2 separate regions of the Homo sapiens genome follow, and region 2 is linked to region 1. Evidence: read pairs that join two places in POLR2A ChIA-PET (ENCODE). Cell type or tissue: PC-9. All regions are shown on one strand. Each heading gives the region's core, and the rest is flanking DNA. Links, peaks and the distances in the headings are about the cores only. Region 1 overlaps MAGI1 (membrane associated guanylate kinase, WW and PDZ domain containing 1). Region 2 overlaps MAGI1 (membrane associated guanylate kinase, WW and PDZ domain containing 1).

Region 1 (12,670 bases), core at 3,276-8,275:
AAATGAAGTCATGAAGATGGAGAGACTCCCCACGGTGTTCAAGTCTTCACTTCCCTTGTTCTCCAGACCAGCCTCAATTCTTCCCTTGGGTTCTATGAAGGACCTCAGTATGATAATAACTTTACTCTTTCGCTTGAATTACTCTGAGCTGAGTGTTAGCCTTTTGCTAAATGTTCCTAATACAGCAAATTACGTAGTCCTTCTTTTGATTGTATCCCATGTAAAACTTGGTCTACAAATATGCTCTCTGACTACCTTGGATTTAAGGTCGTCTCATCAAATGTTTAGCATACGATAAGCATTTAATTGCATGAAACTTACAGGGATGTTATGACTAAATTTCAAACAAACCATTACATTTCCTATGAATAAAAGTTTATTTTAAATGGTCTTATGTAGAATATTCGTATATATGTAATTTAAAGTGAGAAAACTGTGTAGAATTAAAAAATTCAATCATAATAAAAAAGGGTATAGAGTGAAAAGTCTCTAATATCCTGACTTCTCCAGTTTCTTGTCCTAGAATTGTTTATACGTATACAAGTATACTTGTTTCCCCTCCTTTCTCTTGCTCGCCTTTAAAAAAATATAATATATATATATTATATAGAGAATCTGTGTGCATATACACACACACCTTATTTTAAAAATGATATGTGTATATGAGTTTCTGCTCCTTGTTTTTTTCCACTTCACGTTTACAGCTACATTTTAGAGCTCTTTTTCCATCAGCACCAAGATGGATTCCATTCTTTTCAATGACTTGGAGTTTACCTTTGAATCAGTGTTCTGTATGTAATTCATTAAGCCTGTCCTCTGCTGATGAGCATTAAGGTTCTTTTCAGACTTTTGTTTTTACAAACAATGCTGGAATCAGTAATATATCGTTGTATTTTGATCTTTATGCACATATAATTGCATTTGTAAAATAAAATCCCAGTAGTGGACTTTCCTGGTTCAAAAGGTGGACACATTTCATGTTTTTGTTCGATATTGCCAAATTGCTCTTTCAAAAAGATGCATCATTTTTCACTTTTGCCAACTGTATAAGAACATGCCTAAAATTTAATTCCCTTTCTTACCATATTTTTCTTTCCATTTCTGTCTCTCATTTACTTGCTTCCCTTAGACCTAGTCTAGAAGCTGTCAGGCTTTCAGTTCAAGGGTTTATCTCATTACATTCCGTACAGCACCAGTCATAGGAGCATTTGTGAAAGACATAACCTGTCTCCTTTGAGAGCACTGCCTCAGTTTCCTCCTTGACCCCCAGGTGTGGGCATTACCGCTGCAGACTCACGCCTCCTCCCCTTTAATCGCTGGCTCAGCTTCACCTGGATGAAATCCCCTTCCTCACTCTTCCTTCCCTTCCATCCCCTGGGAGGTCTTCAAGAGCTGGTACTCATCTATAGAGCCTGAGAAGTTGAAATCTGTTAACTTGCCTTGGGTGCTTGCCAGTACTTAAAGACAGGCCTGGTTGGACCACTGCATTCTTTGTCTTTGTAGGAGAAGCCATATTTGTTTGCATGTACAGCGTCAAGAAACGTTTCCTGTCGACTGCTTTGGCCTGGCATTTCCATTAACACTTTCAATTGGGAGATGGTTTCTCTAGCTTAGCTGGCAGAGGACCCAGTTTTACAGCCCATCTGCTTCTCTCTGTTTCTCAGCCATTGGCCCCAGTTGGGGCAACCTGTAACTGGAATCTGTGGCCTATAGATTTTAACTGGGTTACTTTTTGGAGGGGAGGCAGGTCGGGGTGGGGAAATCCTTTCATCCTGACATTATTGGCGTAACCTTTTTTTTCAGTACGCTTCCATCTTTGAGGAGGAGATGACACTCTGGGCTCTTCCTTGCTCTCCTCCCGATGTTTTCTTATGAAAAATTTTAAACATACAGCAACGTTGAAAGAATTTTTTAGCAAACACCTGTATGCCCGCTACTTAGATTCTGCCACTGACATTTTACCATGCTGTTTTATCACATAGCTGTCCAACTGTCTATCACTCTGTCTACCTTTTTGGGCTTTTTCAGTGATGTTTCTCCAGCATTTCAAAGGCACCATGGTATGGGTAGTTAGGAATATGTGCTGTGGTGCCAGACTGTCTGGGTTTGAATCCTGGTCTACTGTCCACTAACTCTGTGACTCTGGGCAAGTTGCTGAGCCTCTTTGTGCCTCAGTATTGTCATCTGTATAATGGAAATCGCGGTAGTGCTAACTTCATAGAGTTTTGTGAGATTAAATGTATTAATACATGTACGACACTTAAAACAACGGTTACTGTCTATTAACCATTTGGTATATGAAAGAGAGTAAGTGCTAAAGTAATGTTCATTTCATGGATTTAAAAAAGACTAATTCAGTAGGTGTCATGGATTTTAGGGAGAAGCAACTGTGTGCCTGGTACTGTGCCAGACATTTTATGTACATTGCCTCATTTGGTCTTCAAAACCACCTTAAGCAGATTATCCCCACTTGCAGATGAACAAGCTGATGCCTCGTAATTAGCAGCAATGGGGTTTGATCACAAATCTATTTTATTTCTATGGCCATAATCTCTAGGCTTTGGCCGCGCCCCCACTCTCCCCGCTCCCCCCTACCCCTGCCCACCTATCCTGGAGTACAGTGGTGCCATCATAGTCCACTGCGACCTCGAACTTCTAGGCTCAAGCAATCCTCCTGCCCTGGCCTCCCAATAGTTGCCCTTTCTCTTTTTGTCAGTCGCAAGATGCAGAAATTTCAGGATTCTATAAGGTGGCAGAGATTTCTGTGATTGAATAAAACAAATAGGTAGACGCACCTAACTATTATTTATTATTATTATTATTTTGGTGTAACTTTTAGCTATTGAAAAGTCAGTCTTGCAGAAGAGAGAACACCTTGCTGTTTTTTGTAGTTTGGTAAAATACTGTCCCTTCCATTAGTATTTCCAATTCAGAGGGCTTTTGCTGTATGGGCTTTAACTGACTTAGCTGAATAGGAATTACCATGGGGTATTTTGGCAGTGCCATCATTGGTCACCTGTTTAGCTTCTGAGATGCTAGCAAATTACTCTTAGTTTGTTGTCCAAAATATTTTGTGGGAAGAAGGTTAGAAAATAGAAATAAGTATACTACTGACTCTATCTCATACATGGAAGTTTTGAGGACAAACCACACTCCAGTTGGTCATTTACCCTAGATTGTGGCATTGATACCGTCTTCTATCTCTGAGAAGTAACCCATAGTAAGCAGTATAAAGAGGAGGGTGACTGGTGGGGCGTGATGGCTCACATCTGTAATCCCAGCACTTTGGGAGGTGGAGGCAGGCGGATCACTTGAGGTCAGAGTTCGAGACCAGCCCAGCCAACATGGCGAAATCCCATCTCTTAAAAATACAGAATATTAGCTGGGCATGGTGGTGCATTCTACTAGGCAGACTGAAGCAGGAGTGTTGCTTGAACTTGGGAGATGGAGGTTGAAGTGAGCCACTGCACTCCAGGCTGGGCGACCGAGTAAGACTCCGTCTCAAAAACAAACAAACAAAACCAAAAAGAAAAAAAAAAAGGGTGAAACAGAGTCCTCAGATTTTGTCTTCTCACTTGAGTTCCTGCTTCAGTTCAAATTCATTCCTTTCCTCCTCTTCCATTAATCCTTTCTCAGTTCTTGAGATTACATCAAGTAAGTCTCTATCAGGTGTTAATATGTCTTCAGCACCCCCTAACATTTGCTAATTTTCCTTCCTAATTGAGAGACCATACCTTTTAATGGCAAGATTTTGCTTTCAATGTATTTGCTTTTAGTTACTTCATTTTTATGGCAGCTGGTTCTGCATGTCTATTCCTAGAGGTGATATGAAGTTTCCATTTAAAATATATTTAATTACATGAAAATAAAGTGGTTTTAAAAAGGGTAACGTGGAATAGTAGAAGTGGTACCCATATGTGGCAAAAGTCAGGAGGCTGGGATGCAAATGATGGAAGTTCTTTTGAACACTGAATTAAATGATCCTCGGAGTTTGTATGTCTGGTCTCCATTGACAATGGATACTCTGGGCAGATGGAACATTTACCAAATAGTTGCATCTGTTTTGAAGGTACTCAGTGGAAAACCATTTATACTCTACATCTGTTTCTTGGCTAAGAAAAATATATGCAGTAGATTCTGGCCACTTAGGAAAGTTTTAGAGCAAGGCTAATTATGCCTTGGGGCTTTGGCGAATGTGCTTGTCTTTATGAAAGAGTCCTTGGCATCATCAGTACCTAGAAGTAGATATGCATATGCATATAGTTTCCGGGAGAGTTTCTTATTGAAATTCTTTCCATTTCTTGTGTGGCCTGGACATCCACAAAAAGGGGACTGTGTATCTGTTGGACTTGGGGGTGGCTTCCTAAGGCTGTTGAACATAAAAAAGGGGCATCCTCAGGGAATCCCCTGAAAGTGAACCTAGGATATGCCTGAGGATTTGCATGATTCCTGGGGATTCTGGTCAGGGAGACAAAGGTGTGCAGCTGCTCAAAAAATCTGTCTGAGTGGAGTTAGTGCTAAACAACCTGAAGTTTGGAGAGGAGTGGAAGTTAAGGGCGATAGCCCTGCCTTGAAAAGAGAACCACATACTCACCGGTGATAACTTGTGGACAGTTCATGGAGCTATGAGAATGGGAGCAAATGAAAGAGATGGTGGTTCCCCCCGCCCCCGCACTACCCCCAAGATGTATAAAAGGATATACCTTTCTTTCTATCTCAATAAGAAAGGAACCAGTGACTCATGCCCTGTTCTATGAAGTGTTCTTCTCTCTATGACTCATTCACTCTCTGACCCACAGATATAAGTCCCTGTTTGGAGTGTCAAGGTGATTTCAGATGACCTTTCTTTCTCCTTTGTAGGGTCTGATTTTGATATCAGTAGGGAGGTGATACTCCCACAGTTAGGGCTGCCATACCTCAGCAGGTGAGTGGTTTGGCTTCTCTCAAGTCTTAACATTGTTTTTGTTTGTGGATCTCTGACGCTAAGGTAATTACTGGGGGCAGAGGTACACTGTGAATGAGACAGGGACAGGATATTGAAAGACAGGGCAGGGCAGTTGCTGTGCTTAATGGGTTAAAATTGTGTTGGTTTCTCAGTCTTCAGGATGGTGGCTCAAAGCTTCCTTGCAGAAATGTGATGCAGTAAAGATTAATGTTAACACCCTTAACAATTATATTAGATGAACTAGACTCAGGAATCTGACTCACTGCCCTTCATTGGAAGCTTGGCTTAGTCATTTCCCAGCCTTGTGGTCTCAGACAAATTTCTTAATCATTATGAGCTGTATTTGTCTAATATATGAAAAAGTGTTGACCTTCAGTCCACAGATATCATTAAGTACCACTCTATCCCTGGCATTGTGCCAAATCTTGAAATAAATAAATGTATACAACAAGCAAAGCTCTCTGTCTTTATGAAATTTTTCTCCTGTTTTGGGAGTGTTGTGCGATTTCAAGTAAAATAGTGCATGTTAAAGTAGTTCGCATAGGGCCCTTTTAAAATCATATAAGAATTATTATAGAAAAGTTACAAACTGCCCATCCTACATTACATTGTCATTATTTTTATTTATTTATTTATTTAGAGACTGAGTCTCGCTTTGTCACCTAGGCTGGAGTACAGTGGCGCGATCTTGGCTCACTACAACCTCCGCCTTCTGGGTTCAAGTGATTCTCCTGCCTCAGCTTCCTGAGTAGCTGGGACTATAGGCGCATGACACCATGCCCAGCGAATTTTTGTGTTTTTAGTAGAGACGGGGTTTCACCATGTTGGCCAGGATGGTCTGGATCTCTTGACCTTGTGATCCACCCACCTTGGCCTCCCAAAGTGGTGGGATTACAGGCGTGAGCCACCACACCTGGCCGAGCTACTTTTTTTTTTTTTTTAAGAGACAGAGTCTCGCTCTGTTGACCAGGCTGGAGTGCAGTGGTGCGCTCTCGACTCACTGCAACCTCCACCTCCCGGGTTCAAGCAATTCTTCTGCTTCAGCCTTCCCAGTAGCTGGGACTACAAATGCCACTCCCAGCTAATTTTTTTTTTTTTTCCCCACTGTGTTGGCCAGGCTGTTTTCGAACTCCTAAGCTCAGGCAATCCATCTGCCTTGGCCTCCCAAAGTGCTAGGGTTACAGACGTGAGCCACTGCGCCTGGCCAGATTGTCATTATTTTAACAGCAGAACTCTCTGAACAAATTACTTCATTGTTTTATATGCAGTGTTTAAAAAAAAAAACTCATCTTGTTTTAACTTTTTTTTTTTTTTTGCTGACACTTGAGGTAAAACCTAATTTCTCTGCTCATTTTTTTGTGACTTTCTTTTTCTTTTCTCCTCTTCTTCTTCTTTTTCTTCTGCTTCTTTTTTTTTTTTTTTTTCCCCCCGAGACAGAGTCTCGCTCTGTTGCCCAGGCTGGAATACAGTGGCATGATCTCTGCTCACTGCAACCTCTGCCTCCCATGTTCAAGTGTTTCTTGTGTCTCAACCTCCTGAGTAGCTGGGATTACAGATGTGGGCCACCACGCCCAGCGTTTTTAGTAGATATTGGGTTTCACCATGTTGGCCAGGCTGGTCTTGAACTCCTGACCTCAAGCAGTCTTCCCACCTCAGCCTCCCGAAGTGCTGTAATTACAGACGTGAACCACCTCGCCTGGCCAGTGTCATGACTTTCTAATGGACGTTTTGATGTAACAAAGCTGATCTTCCTAAATAAGCAAGTTGGAAAGTACATTTGTTGTGTGTGTAGTTCCTGGAGGAACTTTAGTACACTTGAAAAATACAATTCAGAGGCCGGGCGCGGTGGCTCACGCCTGTAATCCTAGCACTTTGGGAGGCCGAGGCGGGTGGATCACGAGATCAGGAGATCAAGACCATCCTGGCTAACATGGTGAAACCCCGTCTCTACTAAAAATACAAAAAAAAATTAGCCGGGCATGGTGGCGGGTGCCTGTAGTCCCAGCTACTCAGGAGGCTGAGTAGGAGAATGGCGTGAACCACTGCAGAGCTTGCAGTGAACGGAGATCGCACCACTGCACTCCAGCCTGGGCGACAGAGAGAGACTCCGTCAAAAAAAAAAAAAAAAAAAATACAATCAGATTAATGTCCATGAGAACAAACAGTCCAAATATGCTTTCTTCTTATCTTGAAACTACTGATATGACGGATAGGAGGAGACAAACAACCTCTTCATGAAGACTATGCCCAGTCACTTCATGGAAGCTGTCCCAATTTGGAAATAGCTTTTTCCAAAGCACTTAGCTGATTTGCTCAGGTGGCTCCCAGACTCTTAGCTCTAACCAAGCAATTTGCTGTAAACTTCTTTCTTCTCAGCACAATGGAACATTCATGATGTTTATCTGGCAGAAACTTTATTAAGGGAAGCCTGACAGGAAGGTTGGGGGAAGAGGAATGGAGTCTGTCTTTATTGGAAAGTTTGTTTCTTGAAACGTGTAAAATGACACGAATGGATGTGGTTCTTTGATATCAGTTCACCTCCTGACTGCGCTGAATACAAGGAACCCTGTTTTCTGCGGAATGCCTTAGTAAGGCACTATCTAGGCACTCACTAGACCTTTAAAAACAAGTCATTAGTTTCTCCAAGAGGGCTTCATTTTAATATTATTTTCTAAGATACCCTGCATAGCATATTTAAGGGTCTTTCTATGTTGAATGCACAAATGATTTTTCAGTGGATTTTTGGGGGGTTTTTACATGTTTTCCTTAATTTACATGAGGACTCTTTATTATACTGATCATCTATTTAGTTAACAGTGTACAGTTCAGTTATGCATTTTGCAGTGTTGCATAAGGAACTGGAGTTGAAAATAACAGTTGTAGTTACCACCCAGGAAGGGAGGGGCTGAATAACTGAATGAATTTAAAGAGGTGAGGGGAAATGCATTATGGGTAGATAGTACCAAGCTCAAGGTGACTTCTGTAGATTTGTGTTGACTAATTCTTCGACTGGACAGAGACCAGTTCGTTTCCTAGCTGTCTGTCCTACCTTTAATGCATTGCAGTAAGTGGTAATAGCCTGTTGCAGGGGTACACCAAATGGACACAGGAATGCCCCCTTCTGCCTTCCCCTCTTATCCCTAGATGAATGGTGTCATGGAAATTCAAAGGTTATTCCGGGATTTCATGTTAGTTGAAAGCAAGTTTTCTTATTTCTCATTTGGCATATCAATTTTTGCAGGCCTGCCATTTCAGGCTGGCCCATGCTCTGTACTGCCTATAGCATAGAAAAGACAGATGAACTTATAGCTTAGAGCCAAGGTACAGAAAGTAAATAAGAGTGATGTCTTCTTAATAGACAAGGAAGGAATCTATTTAACTGGGGTATTTCAACTCTTTTCTCAGAATTTTCTTTGTGGCCATATAGGAGCAAGGATGGTGAAGTTATATGGAAACAAAGGTGGGGAAATTACAGACAGAAATGGAAGAGTTGAAAGGAAGGAAGGATAACAAGAGCCCACCTCCCTGCAGTCTGCTCAAGGGAAATCTTGTACAATTTGTGTGGACAATGAAATTTATAATTTTGGCTTCAAGCTTGGGTGACTTTCTCCTCTCTGATTATAGGAAAAAATATTATAATTAAATTAGGATTACGCACTTTTTCCCCTCTTCAGTGTCCTTACATAGGACAGACATCCTTCTTGTTTGGTGACCACAGGGACCAGTGACATCCTAGTTTTCTTGGAATTGTTTGTACTTATTGCTTTATTAGAAACCGCCCTATAGTCAGATGTCTTGCCCACCCTTCTTCAGTTCTTTTCCCCCAAGATGTCAAAACCCTGGTGAGGAATCTGTGAAATGTGAACTATGATTTGGTTGTATGAGGTTCAGTGAAACAGCTGGAGGTTTTCCCAGCAGAAGGCTAACGCAGAATTGTCTAGACATCACTTTTTTCTTATCTAGTCAAGCTTTTCTGGGAGCTTTTCCACATGAGGAATCTAGGCTCAAAGGAAAATCAGTTTGACTGGCTAAAAGCTCATCTGGCAAGTTTAAATCACTCCGGAAACATACAGAGCTGCAGTCATTGGTTTGACAAGAACAGAAAGATACTTGTCTCTGTTGTTGCTAGTATTAAAAGAGAATTTATTGGCCGGGCGCGGTGGCTCACACCTGTAATCTCAACTCTTTGGGAGGCTGAGGCAGGCGGATCATGAGGTCAGGAGGTCGAGACCATCCTGGCTAACACGGTAAAACCCTGTCTCTACTAAAAAATACAAAAAAATTAGCTGGGCGTGATGGCGGGCTCCTGTAATCACAGCTACTCTGGAGGCTGAGGCAGGAGAATGGTGTGAACCCGGGAGGTGGAGCTTGCAGTGAGCCGAGTTTGCGCCACTGCACTCCAGCCTGGGCGACAGAGTGAGACTCTGTCTCAAAAAAAAAAAAAAAAAAAAAAAAAGAGAGAATTTATTTATTTGTCCATTAAGACATTAGGATGGGCGTGGTGCCTTACACCTGTAATCCCAGCACTTTGGGAGGCTGAGATGGGAGGATCACTTGAGTCCAGGAGTTTGAGACCAGCCTGGGAAACATAGGGAGACCTTGTCTCAATAATAATAATAATAATAATAATAATAATAATAATAATAATAATAAAAATGCTGGGATGGTGGCCCATGTCTGTAGTCCCAGCTACTTAGTAGGCTAAGGTGGGAGGATCTTGAACCCAGGAAGTAGAGGCTACACTGAGCTATGATCACACCACTGCACTCCAGACCCTGTCTCAAAAAAGGAAAAACCAAAATAACAAAAAGAGCATCACTCACTTACTGTGCACAGACATAGTGCCTTGCCCTGGGGAATCAGTGATGGGTAGAATAGTGATGTTCTTTGTACTGAATTAAATCATTGTATAGCTAAGAGGATAAAGACAACTTGAGTAAAGGGCAAGTAGGAAAGGAATAATGTCTTAAGGGAGTAGAAGACAAAGGATGCAGTAGAGAGGAAGGAGAAATCAGAGAACGTTTGAATGCAGTAAGCTTGAGGTGAGCCTGAGATATTTTTGGAATTTAACCAAAGGAAGGGGCTGTCAAACAAAGCTAGTTCAGAGTCCCAGGATTTGTATCTTTTGGAGTGACTGTGCCCTCAGAAACTTCCAGAGACTTTTAGAACTCATTCAGGCTTTGGCTTTGGCAGTTGTAAGAAGCACCACAATTCTTTCTACTCTGGACAAGGGGCAAAATGTGGTTTTTTTTGTTGTTTTTTTTTTTTGAGTTACAGTCTCACTCAGTTGGCCAAGCTGGAGTGCAGTGGCACGATCTCAGCTCACTGTATCCTCTGCCTTCGGGGTTCAAACGATTCTCGTGCCTCAACCTCCCCAGGAGCTGGGATTACAGGCACACGCCACTGTGCCCAGCTAATTTTTGTATTTTTAATATAGACAGGGTTTCACCATGTTGGCTAGGCTGGTCTCGAACTCTTGGCCTCAAGTGATCCTCCTGCTTTGACCTCCCAAAGTGCTGGGATTATAGGCCTGAGCTCCCCCGCCTGGCTAAATGTGTATTTTTGCTCACAAGCACCATGGGCATCAGCTTTAAACCTCCGATATATGGGCCATATTACCCGGAACTCTGTTGTCTTCTGTACGACTTTTGGAAGTTAAGTCTACCCATGCAGATAAGGATATTTAATTCCACACTAACCTCAGCTTCTCTTAGGAACCACTGCAGAGAATGCCCAGTTTTTACCCAGTCTAAGGCTATTTTCGGTCAAGGCATGAAATGACTTTGTCATTGCAGTAAACCCTAGTCACTGTGCAGGTAAGCCTCTTCTTGAGATGGATTGCATGCATACCTTTTTGATGATACAATAAGCAGGTCTTTATTGGATGTGAACAGAGTTTAAAATGTTGCTGAGTTGAACATTGGAGGGTGAAGGGATTTCTCCATAGAGTTGTTCCTGCATGTTAAGAATATTGAGCTAAATTTAGAATGTCTTACACTGTACCTATTTTTTCCTGTGTAAGTCTCAAAAACTTGATTTAGACTTGAAGGTTTTATGAATGTCCCTACTTTTTTGTTTTAAGAGGGAGGAAGAGGGAAGGAGAGGGAGGTCATTTGATTGAGAAGGGCATAAATCGCAGTGGATGAGTTACCACAAAGTCAGTCCATATGGGTTACAACAGTTCAATCAAGAACTAGGCCAGGCGCGGTGGCTCACACCTGTAATTCCAGCACTTTGGGAGGCTGAGGCGGGTGTATCACCTGAGGTCAAGAGTTAGAGACCAGCCTGAACAACATGGTGAAACCCCCTTTCTACAAAATTAGCTGCGCGTGGTGCTGCATGCATGTAATCTCAGCTACTTGGGAGGCTGAGGCAGGAGAATCACTTGAACCTGGGAGGCAGAGGTTGCAATGAGCCAAGATCATACCACTGTACTCCAGCTTGGGCAACAAGAGCAAAACTCCATCCCAAAACAAAACAAAACAACAACAACAACAACAAAGAACTAAAACATAATAGCAACCAGGAAGCCCCCGGGTAGGCTCGCTCCCTGGTAACCATTGTCCTGACCTCTATTCCCATTTTCTTGTTTTGGAACTTTGTACAGATAGATTCACTCAGTATGGATTCTTTTATACCTGACTTCATTTCCTCAACATTGTATTGAGATTTGTCCATGTCGCATGTAGCTGTAGTTCATTCCTTTTTCTTTTCTTTTTCTTTTTTTTTTTTTTGAGATGAAGTCTTGCTCTGTGGCCAAGGCTAGAGTGCATTGGTGCAATCATGGCTTATTGCAGCCTCCACCTCCCAGGCTCAAGCGATCTTCCCACCTCAGCGCCGCGGGTAGCTGGGACTACAGGCATGTGCCACCATCCTCAGCTAAATTTTTTTTTTTTTTTTTTTTGTAGAGACAGGGTTTTGCCATGTTATCCAGGCAGGTCTTGAACTCCTGGCCTCAAGTGATCTACCCATCGACGCCTCCCAAAGTACTGTATTATAGATGTGAGCTAGTGTGCCCAGCCCATTTTGACTTCTGTATAATACTATAGCATGCATATATCTACATTTACTCATGTGTCCTACTTTTGATGAGATTTGTGTTGCTTGTAGTTTGGACTATTACAAATTATTATACTGTCATTATGCCTTTTGGTATATATGTATTTTCATTTCTCTAGGGTATGCCTCAGAGTGGACTTGTAGGATTGGGTTAGACTATGCATTTTTCTAATCCCAATAACATAATTTTTTTTGAGAAGGATTCTCACTCTGTCACCCAGGCTGGAGTGCAGTGACGTGATCTTGGCTCACTGCAGCTTCTCCCTCCACGGTTCAAGTGATTCTCCTGTCTCAGCCACCCAAGTAGCTGGGATTACAGGTGTGTGCCACCATGCCAGGCTAATTTTTTTGCATTTTTTATATAGAGATGGGGTCTCATCATGTTGGCCAGGCTGTTCTTGAACTTCTGACCTCAAGTGGTCCTCCCGCCTCAGCCTCCTGAAGTGCTGAGATTACAGGTGTGAGCCACCATGCCCTGCCTTCAATAGGTAATTTTAAGCAGTGTTCCAGCTCTTCTAGTTTATGTTACCACGAGTAGTCTATGGGTTTCCATTATTTAACGTCCTTGTCGGCGCTTGGTATTGATGATCTTTTAATTTTAGCCACCTGAAAGTATGCCTACTTTGAATTTTTTAAATTTCTGTGTTTCACTGTAAAGAAATGAGA
Region 2 (12,670 bases), core at 3,360-8,359, 150 kb after region 1:
CCACTTTTGCAAACTCTGCTTAATTCTGTCCAGGCCCACTAGCTTCATCCTTCCTATTTTATTATGAAATAATTTTTAGATGTCAAATCACTTTATATGATATATATTTCAATATTTACATCTAAGAGGGGTATTTTAAATATATGTGATTAAAACAGTTAAAGTTAAAAAATTTAGCTGTAATACCTTAGTTGTCAAATATCCAGTATTCAAATTACTAATTGCCAAATGTTGCAAAATATTTTTTCTCTTTGTTTGAATAAGGATCTAAGTGAGGTGCACACATTGTATTTGGTTGGTGATATGGTTTGGATCTGTGTCCCCACCAAATCTCATGTCAAATTGTAATCCCCAGTGTTGGAGTTTGGGCCTTGTGGGAGTGATTGGATCATGCAGGTTCAGCAATGGTTCACAAATGGTTCAGCACCATCCCACTAGGTCCTGTCCTCTCAATAGTGAGTTCTCGCAAGCTCTGATTGTTTAAAAGTGAGTATCACCTCTACCCTCACACTCTATCTTCCTCATACTCCTGCCATTGTAAGATGTACCTGCTCTCCCTTCACCTTCTACCATGATTGTAAACTTCCTGAGGCCTCCCCAGAAGCCCAGCAGATGCCAGCATCATGCTTCCTGTACACCCTGTGGAACTGTGAGCCAGTTAAACGCCTTTTCTTTATAAATTACCCAGCCTCAGGTATTTCTTTTTATTTATTTATTATTTATTTTTTACTTTTTTGAGACAGAGTCTCGCTCTGTTGCCCAGGCTGGAGTGCAGTGGTGCCATCTCAACTCACTGCGACCTCCGCCTCCTGGGTTCAAGTGATTTTTCTGGCTCAGCCTCCGGAGTAGCTGGGATTACAGGCATGCACCACCGCACTCGGCTAATTTTTGTATTTTTAGTAGAGACGGGGTTGCACCATGTTGGCCAGGCTGGTCTCAAACTTCTGACCTCAAGTCATCTGCCTGCCTTGGATTTAGGTATTTCTTTATAGCAATATACAAAACTGAATATACAGTCTAATACAATTGGTCTTTTATGTTTCTTTTTATCTATTAAATTCCTTTTTCATTTCTCCCCTCCTTCCTGACCTTCCTCATCTCTCTTTCTTCCTGGAATTTATATTTGAAGAAACTGGGTTGTTTGCCCTGTAGTTTCCCATAGTGTGGATTACCTGATCCCATCCCTGTGGTGTTAGTTTACATGTTCCTCTGCTCTTTGTATTTCCTTTAGGTTGGTAGGTGTTATAGGCACTTGATGCTTTCCATCTTTGTATGAATGAATAAAAGGAGTGATCTGGTCAGGTTGAAATGGTCATCTTGAAATGTGGAAAAGAACTTCTGAAAAATCATATTTGTCTCAGGGTTTATTAGTGTGTCTAAGCCATCATGCCTTGTTAGGGTTTGAGTTGCCTTATCATCACTGACATCTCACTCTCTGCCCTCTGGTATCTTAGCTGCTTGTCTTAAATTTTGCCCACATCTGAATATGTGAAGTCCTAGGGGAACCAAGCATCCCCTTTGCCCAGGTAAATTGATGACTGTATTGTGATGATGATGTTGCTTCTTTTGGTTTGACATTGGCTGTAGGTTCGGAGTGATTTCTGTGCTTTGTCATAATAGCTGCTAGAGCCATGCTGGTGGGTAAGAATCCAATGTCTTTACTTTTGTAACATCTTAGACCTCTGAGAAGATTGGATTGACAAAGTCTTTAGTGGTTCACTTGGTAAGAAAGCATTTGCAGATAAAGATCCAAGGAAATATCCAGGTGTTATGGCTGTATTTTAATGTATTCAGTTTCTCATCCAGGAGACACTGTTGACTTCCAGGAAGCATGCCAGGCATGCAGCAGACATGGCAGACGTGGACGTTAATTATATGGAGCTTGTAGTCATGGGGAGGATACCAGTCACATAAACATATATGCTATGACCAAACTCTGGCAGACCTCGGGGCCTGAAACAGGGCAGGGGAATGATTCAATCTTGGGGAGTCCAGAGAAGGTCTCAGGACCTCCAGGACCCCAGGTTCATACTTTGAGAGTTGCTGGTTAAGATCACTTTGTTTCCTTGAGTTCTACAATCCTGTGATACTAAGATTCCAATGCAAAGGTTTAGTCTACTTAAATTCAGTCTGTAGATTGGGAGTTTGTAACTAGCACCCATGCACCTGTCTTCCCCCAAGAGCCTCCTAGATTTACTTTAACTACCACCACCCTTTCCTTTGCAGATTTGACCCCCGGCTCCTGGGGTCAGCATGTGGCCCAAGATTGGGCAAATAGAGAATAACATCGTTTTGCCTACAGTGATTGATTCAGGGACAAGCATGTGACCCAGTCAGAAAAATTAGAATTATTACTGTGAGTTTTGTTGGTGTGTCAGGAGAAGGGTACCACCTTCTTTCCTGTGGCCTTGAATCTGGGATGATATTGACCTGGAACAGTTAGTTGCTATGGTACTAACACAGGGTTCCTAAAAATAAAGCCCCAAGTGAAGAGAGCCTTGATGATGCAGACTACTCAAAATGTGCCTGAAGCACATTATTTACTTAAGACAACAGAGTCCTGGGGGTTAGGGAACTTGAGTTAGTTTGATTTAGATTTCCTTTTTCTTGTGACCTGAAGAATCCTAGGTAATCCACCTACATTGAGGGGTGCATGAATAGACTTAAGAAATTGCTTTCAATATTTTGTGATTCTAGGGAGTTGTGACACCATAGGCTCATGACCCCGAAAGATTAAGGACGCCTAATGTGTATGTTTCTAAAGTAGGGTGGACGCAGTACTCCTCGACTTAAAAGAGATCCCTATGCCATAACTACCCCTTGTATCCATCAGCCCCTTGACATGGAGGATCACACTGCCCATGTGACTGGAGATGAGATGTGATCACCACAGATAGGCTGTAAACAGCAAGAAATCCTGGATAAATCTCAGAGGATAATGAATGAACAAGCTTCTAAAACTGTAGCAGAAAAGCACCAGGGTCTCCTCTCTGAGGATCTCCCTGATAATGGTAAATTCTATGCAGTGCAAGCTGAAAGGCTGAAAAAAATTGCCACAGTAAATAACACTGCCTACAAGTGTGGCAGTTTTTTTTTCTCACTTTGAAACCTTGCTTGTGTGGAAGTAAAGATTTGTTTCTGTTTGGTTGCTGATTGTCAGGTATTCTAGTAAGTCTGTTCAAAGGTCAATCAACTGATTAATAAAATGCTGGGACAACATCCCAGTTGTCCAGTGGGATGATTCTTGAGTTATATACACATGCCAGTGCAGTATATTTGCTTAATATAAAGATACATAATTCTGCTTAGCAATTTCTGAATTGATAGTTTCTGTTGACCTAAGCAGCCTTTATTCCTCAACCTTCCTTTTTTTTTTTTTTTTTTTTTTGAGATGGAGTCTTGCTCTGTGGCTAGGCTGGAGTGCAGTGGTGTGATCTCGGCTCACTACAACCTCTGCCTCCTGGGTTCAAGCGATTCTCCTGCCTCAGCCTCCTGAGCAGCTGGGACTACAGACATGCACCACCACGCCCAGCTAATTTTTGTATTTTTAGTAAAGACTAGGTTTCACTATGTTGGTCAGGATGGTCTCGATCTCTTGACCTCATGATCCACCCGCCTTGGCCTCCCAAAGTGCTGGGAGTACAGGTGTGAGCAACTGTGCCCAGCCTCAACCTTACTTTTTTTTGCCTTAATGCTGGGGTGGATTTCAGCATTTAAGTTGATGTAATCAACTTTGTAAATAAATGAGTTAACTTGGTTTGAAGGAAGATCTCTCTAGCCCTAACTGTCCTGCTGTTATTCACTTGTATACATTGGTCACTAGGATGACCAATGTGAGGGTGGAGGGAAGGGGTACAGTGCATAAAATTTAGGTCAAGTGAATTAAGCAATGATAAAACAGTTAAAATCGCATATTCTGTTGCTGGGAGATCATATGCCTTGTTTATTTTGTTGTTGTTGTTTGTTTGTTTGTTTTTTGAGATGGAATTTCATTCACTCTTTTTGCCCAGGCTGTGCAGTGGCACGATCTTGGCTCACCGCAACCTCCGCCTCCCAGGTTCAAGTGATTCTCCTGCTTCAGCCTCCTGAGTAGCTGGGATTATAGGCATGCTCCAACACACCCCGCTAATTTTGTATTTTTAATAGAGATGGGGTTTCACCATGTAGGCCAAGCTGGTCTCGAACTCCTGACCTTGTAATCCGCCCTCCTCAGCCTCCCAAAGTGTTGGGATTACAAAGCATGAGCCACTGTTCCTGGACCATATGCCTTGTTAATAAAGCATGATAGAATTATAAATTTTTCTGAGGGTACAGTTAAATAGATATGTTTTCTAGTATGAATGGAATTCAATCAACGTTATTGATCTTTTGTTGAGCCGTGATAAACTACTTTCTGGGAGCTAGTGTTCTAGGAGTCTTCTGCATTCTGGCTTCCTGCACGCTCCAGTCTTCTCTGTGCAAGGCTGCTGTAACAATTGTCCTATAAAACTCAAATCTGGTGCCCTCGTGCTCTCAGAATAAAAGTTGAAACTCCTCAGTAAGATGTATGAGTTCTTCAGTGACTACTTCCTGCTTATTCTCTGGCCTCATCTTGAACTCCCTGCCTTCCCCTTGAGTTATTAAACGTTGGGTTCCTCCTTCATGCAGTGTTTTGTCCATTGCTGCGCTGTTGTACAAGGCATTTCTTGGGCCAGCAGTGCTCTCAACTCCTTACCCTCTGCCCCTCTGCATCTTCTGTGGCTAACGTGGATTCACTGTTTGGGCTGCATCTTCTGGGAAGTCTTTCCTTTCTCCCACGTCTGGGTTGGACCCCCCTATTTGTTCTGACTGCACGCTGTGCTTACTCTCTTTAACACTCAGCCCTTTATTCAGCTGTAAATCTAGATGCTGTTCCATCAGACCAGGAAACTTACCATGTTTATTATCAGGTCTCCAGCACCTGGTATGGTGCTTGGCAAATGGAGCCTCAGTAAGTATTTGTTGAATTAAATTGAGACAGACATAGAAACTAACCAAAATAGCACAGTGAATGCTTGGTAGAAAAATGTATGTGATAACTCATGGAGGACTAATTAATCAGTGTTTTCTGGACTGGGACAGTGTTTGAGTAACATAGAATATTGTGTGTGTATGTGTTTTAAGGACTGCAGATTTAAAAATAATTCTCTTTAACAAAGGAAAGTCAAAGAGAGAGACACACACACACACACACACACACACTCATAATTTTACTTAGTTGTTTTCTAACTGCAGTTAATGCATTATGTCTTTTGGCTTTCCCTGTGTAACTAGAATGGAACAATTAGTTACCATGGTCTCTTGCTTTGGAATTGACTGTTTTAAGCCATTATCGTAGTCCAAATTTCTTTTACGATTAGCTTTTCTTTTTTATTAGACCATTGTGTCTTGTTCTATTACATTTGCAATGTCATTAGCTTAAAAACACAGGCAAAGCCTCCTTTTTTGTTACTGTGATAAAAGTGGTGTTTACTGAGGCCACAGCAGTAGTTGTTACTTTGATGACATAGAGCAGAATAGGAATGGTCCAAAAGAGTTGTGTCCTCAAAGCAACTGATGAATTGAGCACATTTTACACATTTTCAGTGTCATTAATCACTCTCCCTCTTTCTTTTCTAACACTACTCAGTTGTTAACCTGGCTTCATCTTGGAAAAATGGGAGGAAATGCGAGTATATTATTGGACCAAGAAGTATATCAGTATGTTTTTAGCTTTTCCTCTCCAGGCAGTTTAATTTTTGAAGCTAAGCTCTTGTTTTCATGTAGATTGGTACCATGCCTGGGTTTTAGTATTACTGCGTATAAAGGCAAATGTAGAGCCATAAATGATGTCTTCTTTTTTGCAAGCTCCATTCAGAATATAATAAAATTATTTTTAACTATGGAGGGATTTATACGTACAATTAGCTAAGTATAATTTACTGCAGAGCATTTCTAAATTAAATTAAGTTCAGATATAATATATGTGAACATCTGATATACAAAATTCAAATAATCTGAGACCTTTAAAAAAGCATATAGTTCTATATCAAAATTTTGGGGAATATGCACATCTTCAGAATTAGTCCATTGACATATGTAGTCATGTAGTTCAAATTAAGGAATGTATAATAGCTCGGTACACAGGCATGTTATGCACCTAAGTAGGAAACAAATTTTTATTGAAATAAAAGTGAGACATATTGGTAATTTTTATGAATTGCAATTTATGTCCAAACCCTTTTATTCTGCATGTATGATTGACTACAATATGCAAGATAATGCATAAATGCTCCATTATTCCGCTATCATTAAATTATTTTTTAGTCCGTTGAATAGATATTTGAAGTACTGGAGTAGGTGCCAAAGATATGAAGATGAAAGAAGAGATTCTTTTGACCCACAGTAACAGCAGAAGTTGTTGACAAAACATTTTACATCCCTAAATTCTCTTCTTTCCTCTGCATTACGGTGATGATATTGGCATTTATACTGGCCATGGCTAGCAACTGGTTCTTGCATTATAGGGAGCAAATTAACACTGACCTGAAGAATTATGTCCTTAAAGAGTATTTAGCTAAATATATTTGACATATTTTCCATGGCATTGATCTTTTTTTTTTTTTTTCCCCTGTTAGCTACTCAGAGCATCTGACTTGTTAACAAAGCTCCATTTTGGACAATCGGTCATGTCAAATAATTGATATGGACAGTAGGAGCTCATGTACTTGCCACTTTGTTTACGGTCAACATCTCAGTTGACACATTTCATCAATAAAGCAGAGGCACATTGACAGATCTCTGCAGCTGTGCTGTCCAGTACAGTTCCCACTACCCCATGTGGCTATTTAAATATAAATTCATTGAAATGAAATGAAATGTAAAATTCATCTCCTTAGTCACAGTAGCCATTGTTGCCATTGGCGACCACATTGGACAGTGCAGATTATGGAAATTTTTCATCACTGAAAGTGTTTTTTTTTTGGATAGTCCTGTTCTAGAGATTTCTAAAACCTTGTTTGTTCACTAAGCGTCCTCTATGAACGTTTAAGTTCTACTCCAAATCCTTCTAGATGGTGATTTCCAACCATGACTCTACATTAAAATCACCTGGGGAGTGTTTGAAAATGCCAATTAGAATCAGAATTGGGAGGGGGAGGGGGCTCGGACCCAGGCACCACTATTTGAAAAAATGCCCTCAGTGATTCCAATCAGCTGCCAACTTTCACAACTACCATTGTAGACAATAATACTTTATTTTTTAATATACAAATCAGTGTCTCCTGAACTTAGTACCTTTCTTTTCCTTTGTCCTCCTTTGAATTCTGCTTAGAGAGAGGCAGTGGAGTATGTTAGATCTCTGCGTTGGGGAGTCAGTTCTGCCTCTTACTAGCTGAGTAGCTTTTGGTTAGTTATTTAGCCAGTCCAGGCTTTTGTTACTTCATGTGTAAAATGTGGACACTGGTACCTGCCTTGAAACAAGTGAGGATTAATTAAGATAAGGTATATGAATCACTGGTGACAGTCTCTGGCACATAAGCCCTTAATAAAAATATATTTTATGATATAATTTTAATATTTCAAATGTATATGACAAGTAATAAAATATATTTTAAAATATTACATGTTTAATAGTATAGAATATGCTATTTTAAAATAACATTCTTGCTAAGATAATACTATATGATTTGACTTCATGGATTTTGCTCTGCCTGTTAGGGAACTTTTAAATATTTTCTTTAATATATCCAATGACGAATTAAGGTGGGAATTTAGGCACTCCTTTCAAGTGAGCTGGGGGAGGGGTAGGTATTTTGGCGTAGGAAGGCATCTATAGAGTCTGCTCTTATCTACCAGAAGTTGCTTGCTCTGCTTTCTTGGTTAGATCCTTGAAACTGCTCAGTTGGAATGAATGAAAATGCCCTTAGCAGGTGTTTTCTCTTGAGAAACAGCTAAGGCTGGTAGTGCTTCGTTCTTTAAAGCAATCAACAACCGTGTGTTGGCCCCAGGCTGGATTAGGACAGATATTTCATTCCCAGATCATGGGCCCCAGAATTGTCAGACTTTTTGACGAAAGGAACTTCTATTCAGTCCCTTGAATCATTGAGATTTCCACTAGCTCAGCAGCACAGGTTGCAGGGAGAGAGCAGATACGAATGCTGCCGCCTCCCTCTAGAGAAGGGGCTCTCATGGCAGCAACTGGTGGGGAACTGTACGAGGCAGGACTTAGAAATACAGCTGCTGTGTTTCCCAAGTGGATGATCTTGCAGCTTTCCCAAATCAAAACTAAAATGCAGTTAAATTTTATGAGCTTCATTCATCCTTTTCCTCTCTGTAGATATTAGTATTTTCTTTCAAAAAGTATGTTTTCATAAGCTGCCTATTAAAATGCCAACACTCTTAGCAACTGGTTATATAAATGAACCATTTTATGTCTTTGTTTTAAAATGATCAAATCAAATCACTATAGAATTGAAATCTGAATTATTGTCATTTCTTAGAGACATAAAAAGATGACAGCCATATTTTTCTTTATAAAAGAGTTCTGTAAGATTCTGTGATGCTCTGAGCATTCTATGAGCAGTCCTGTGATTTTGAGGGAAAGATAGTCTGCTGGGGTTGTTAGTGCTGAGGTGCGGTTGCTTAAGAAATGAAGTGCTTGCTTTCTTAGCTGAAAAACAAAACAAAACAGAACAAAAAATCCAAATTATGTAGTTCAAAGACTGGAATCCTCTGGGCGAAAGAAATCATTTTTGACTTTTTAAAAGACTTGATTTCATGGATGCCTTCCATGAAAGTCAGGAGGTCTGAGCTGATGATGATTTCAAATGCTGTGTGAATGAGAGGTGAGGAATAAATACTGGTAAATGTGAAATTCTAAGCCTTAGATTGATATACATTAAAAGAACTTCTATGATGGAGTATTGTGTACCAGTCATTGAGGTAAACACCATTACATGCATCATCTCAACTAATTTTTACTACCACCTTAGAGAATGAATTTTATCATGACTGTTTTATGTAGATGAATATGAAAGAAGGATACCCACTATTAGGAGTTTATTAGTGATGAGACACCCTGTGTCTGGCAGAGTAATCTATATCTTTAGCAGCTACTAAAGACCCGATCTCCTCTGAAGCTTACTAGATACTGGGGTGCCACTTGTTCTTTTTAGTTTGTGTATATTTTTATGTAACATGATTTATAATGGCTGCATAATAGTCCTTAGCATCTAACCATTTTGTGTTTGCTGCTTAAGCAGTAGCATCATTTCCGTACCCATAATTTTATGAGGATGGCTAAGTCTGGGATGAATGGGAGCAAGACCTGTCTATTGGGATTCATTCATTACTCCTGCAAGGTACCTTTAGATATGTCCGAGAGACTCATTGAGCTTTTCAGAATAAAGTTTGAAGAACCCTGGACTTAATTATGTGTGTTATATTTCAGGGAACCACTCCATTAATATGGAACATTTAGATTGGCACCATTATCTCCCTATTATAAATACCATTTTATGACTTTAATTGTTCTAAACATCTGTGTACCCTAAGCATTCTGCGTATTTCTCATTATTTCTGTAGGATAAATTTCTAGAAGTGGAATGGCTGGGTCAAAGATGATACATATGTTAAAGAGATGTGCATTGCTAAAATTCCTCCCAGAAAGGTTGAAACAAGTTACTTACCCATAGTCAACTCTGAGACTGCTCTTTTTCTATATCCCCACCATTACTATGTAGTATATATTTTTTCTGAGTAGTTGCTAATTTCATAGGCCCTAAATAGAAGCTCATTTTGTCCATTTGATTTGTTTCTTAATGGTCATTTTTTTTCATAATTCGCATCTCCTTCCTATTTCCTTGTTTTCTTCCTTTTCCCCCAAATTGCCTTCCATTAGCTTTTGCTTAAGGATGGTTTTGCCATGCTGTAGGATTTCCTGGAGCAGCCAGTTGAGGAGTGAACAATAAAAGGAGCCTCAGTTGTTACAGGCCTCACCCAATCCATGCTAGATTCATGAACAAGCTGGGAGAAATGGGGGTGTGGCGCTTGGTGAGACAAAGAGGATAGCTTGGAAGTCAGTTCAGGTATATGTGCAAATGCCATGTTCACCTCTCACTCCTTTTGGATTCTTTCAGAAGAATGAAGATGGTTTCGTTTCCTTGAATGCTGTTGTGACTGTGTATTTTTATGTTGCTTCTCTTTAATAAAAAAGAAATTGACTTTTTTTTTTTTCTTTTAGAAAATGTGAACTAGGCTGGGCGCGGTGGCTCAAGCCTGTAATTCCAGCACTTTGCGAGGCTGAGGCGGTCGGATCACCTGAGGTCAGGAGTTTGAGACCAGCCTCACCAACATGGAGAAACCCCATCTCTGCTAAAAAATACAAAAATTAGCTGGGTGTGGTGGTGCATGCCTGTAGTCCCAGCTACTTGGAGGCTGAGGCAGGAGAATCGCTTCAACCCAGGAGGCGGAGGTTGCGGTGAGCTGAGATTGCACCATTGCACTCCAGCCTGGGCAACAAGAGCAAAACTCTGTCTCAAAAAAAAAAAAAAAAAAAAAAAAAAAAGTAAACTAACTTTAACCAGTCAGTTTATATCATTGATTTAATGTGGTCTAGCATTTCTTTGGAACATAGAATGTATCATTGCTAACTCTTATAATGATCCTATAATTTTATTCGGTCCTTGCTCAGTACTGGCTTGTAGTTCTGCCAAACTTGAAACCATAAGATACTTGGATAAATAAGTCCTGAAATAAAAGAAAATGATAGAGAAGTGTGTGTGTGTGTGTGTGTGTGAGAGAGAGAGAGAGAGAGAGAGAAAGAGAGAGAGAGATTTTATAAAATTATAAAATCCTGTAATTTTTTCAACCGTAATGTATTTAGGGTCACAGCAGTGTGTGCCCCCATCATGCTAGCCCTGCTGGGGAGCACTGGGCCAGGAACAGGTAAATAATAACAATAACAGCAACAATTAACATTTTTAGAATACCCGCTTTGTGCCAGCCTTTATGTTGCATCTGTACTGAGTCAGGAATGTGATAAGATTAGTCAGGTTGGTGGTATATTATTCTTTTCTTCCTACACTTAAAAAAAGTATTTATTATGTGTCTGGTGTCTGGGAAAAAGCATTTCCTGAGAGCTATTTAAATAGCTTGGCTTTGAGTTACGGAGAGACACAGATCAATTTCAGGCTGGCTTAATGCAGAGATCATGAGATTACCTCCTCTCCCGCCGAGTTTTTGTGGGAGTTTGCGCAAAAAGAAATAGTTTTGTGTTTATAGCTGCGAGTGCACGCTCTCTCTCTCACACACACACACACACACACACACACACACACGTAAACATACAAAAGATTTAAAAATTCTCAGGAAATTAGATTATACATGTTATTTATAATCAACTAGCTGGTAATGACTAGCTTAAGTAAAAGAACAAGGGGGGATTCTTTATAATAAAGCTACAGGGTTAGCTCATGCCACTTGGGCAAGAATGGACTGGTACTTAGGAATGGACCTGAAAGTTTATCAGTTTACCTCTCTGTCTTGGCTCTGCTTTTCTTGTTTTTTTTTTTGTTTGTGTATTTATTTATTTATTTTTGCTACATTATCTCTTTCTCTGCAGCCCAGCTTTCATGTGAAAGAAAACATGAATAACCCTTAGCTCGTTCTGCAGTTTCAGGAACCCACAGAGACTGACTAGCTGGCTCTCAGTCATAGCTCCACATTTCCTTAGAAAGAGACTCTGCTTTGCCAAGCATGAGTCAGGTGACTGCTCTTGGTCGATGAGTGGAGGTTGGATTCCCAGTCCAAATATGGCTGCCTGGGGGCTCCCCATGGAGATCTGGCAGGAAGCTTCCCAAGAAGAGGGTTGGCTTCTGGGCTTGGCTGAGAATCTAAAAATGTCTAATGGAATAAGAAAAAAAGCAACCCAACATTTAGACACTAGTCTCCTAGCCTCTTACCGGGGAATGTCAGTGAATATAGTCTTTCATTGTTTGTTCATGTCAGTAGAGGCTGGGTGATAAGACGTTGCTATCACAATAGGTGCTCTTCAAATGTTGAAGAGCCAAGATGCAAGGATTATCCTATGAAGTTGCCTGTAGGAAAATAATGAAGGCTGTGTGGCAGTTTTTGGCTTTTCTGTATACATACTTTGATACTGTATTTTCTATAGTTAGTTTTCAGAACCTAACATTCAATACTTGATTGAGAAGGCAAGTGTGCTTTCGTTTGTCCATGTGTGACCATTCATTCAATTGTTTATCAATCTTTTGTTTAGAAATCAGCAGATTAATTATCCCAACAAACATGTATTAAGTACCTACTATATGCCATGTACTTGCAAGGTAATGAAGGTACTGCCTGGAGCCCTCCTGAAATATGTAATCTCATGGAAGAGAAAGAGGAAAGAGCTAAATGTGTCCACAAATAACAAAACAAAGTCAATTACGAGGTGTGTGTGCACCATGAAGGGACCTAAATAGGTTGCTGGAGTTGAAAGTCAGTAGACCTGGGGAGGGATTCTACTCCTTGCATTTTGTGGAGTGCGGGCTTTCCCTCGCTGGCTGATTGCAGAAATGCAAGAGCTCCAAGGGAGAGCTGCCATCATCTTCCCCGGCGATAGACTCCCACCATTCCTGACAGAGATGAAACCTTTATTAGATCCTTGGAA

The links. Peaks named below come from ENCODE experiments on the same cell type or tissue, not always from the same donor. Only the 100,000 strongest peaks of a DNase experiment are listed, where the experiment ranks them.
Region 2: POLR2A ChIA-PET joins it to region 1 with 5 read pairs; 3 of 35 experiments call an interaction of 5 or more read pairs at or near these places.

Annotation. Positions count from the first base shown.
Region 1 is chr3:65,956,530-65,969,199 of GRCh38, reverse strand. The region is part of intron 1 of MAGI1 (membrane associated guanylate kinase, WW and PDZ domain containing 1); the gene reads left to right. LOC124900543 (a long non-coding RNA gene) reads left to right here. Exons shown (of 2, transcript XR_007095951.1): 2 at 1-485. Among named protein-coding and RNA genes, the nearest start is that of MAGI1-IT1, 8.3 kb to the right of the region's middle. RefSeq lists an enhancer at 4,217-5,416. In PC-9, for the core only: no CTCF peak of the experiment used is centred there; DNase peaks (open chromatin) are centred at 4,779 and 5,229; H3K27ac peaks cover 2,589 bases.
Region 2 is chr3:65,810,594-65,823,263 of GRCh38, reverse strand. All of the region lies in intron 1 of MAGI1 (membrane associated guanylate kinase, WW and PDZ domain containing 1), which reads left to right. Among named protein-coding and RNA genes, the nearest start is that of MAGI1-AS1, 77 kb to the left of the region's middle. In PC-9, for the core only: no CTCF peak of the experiment used is centred there; no DNase peak of the experiment used is centred there.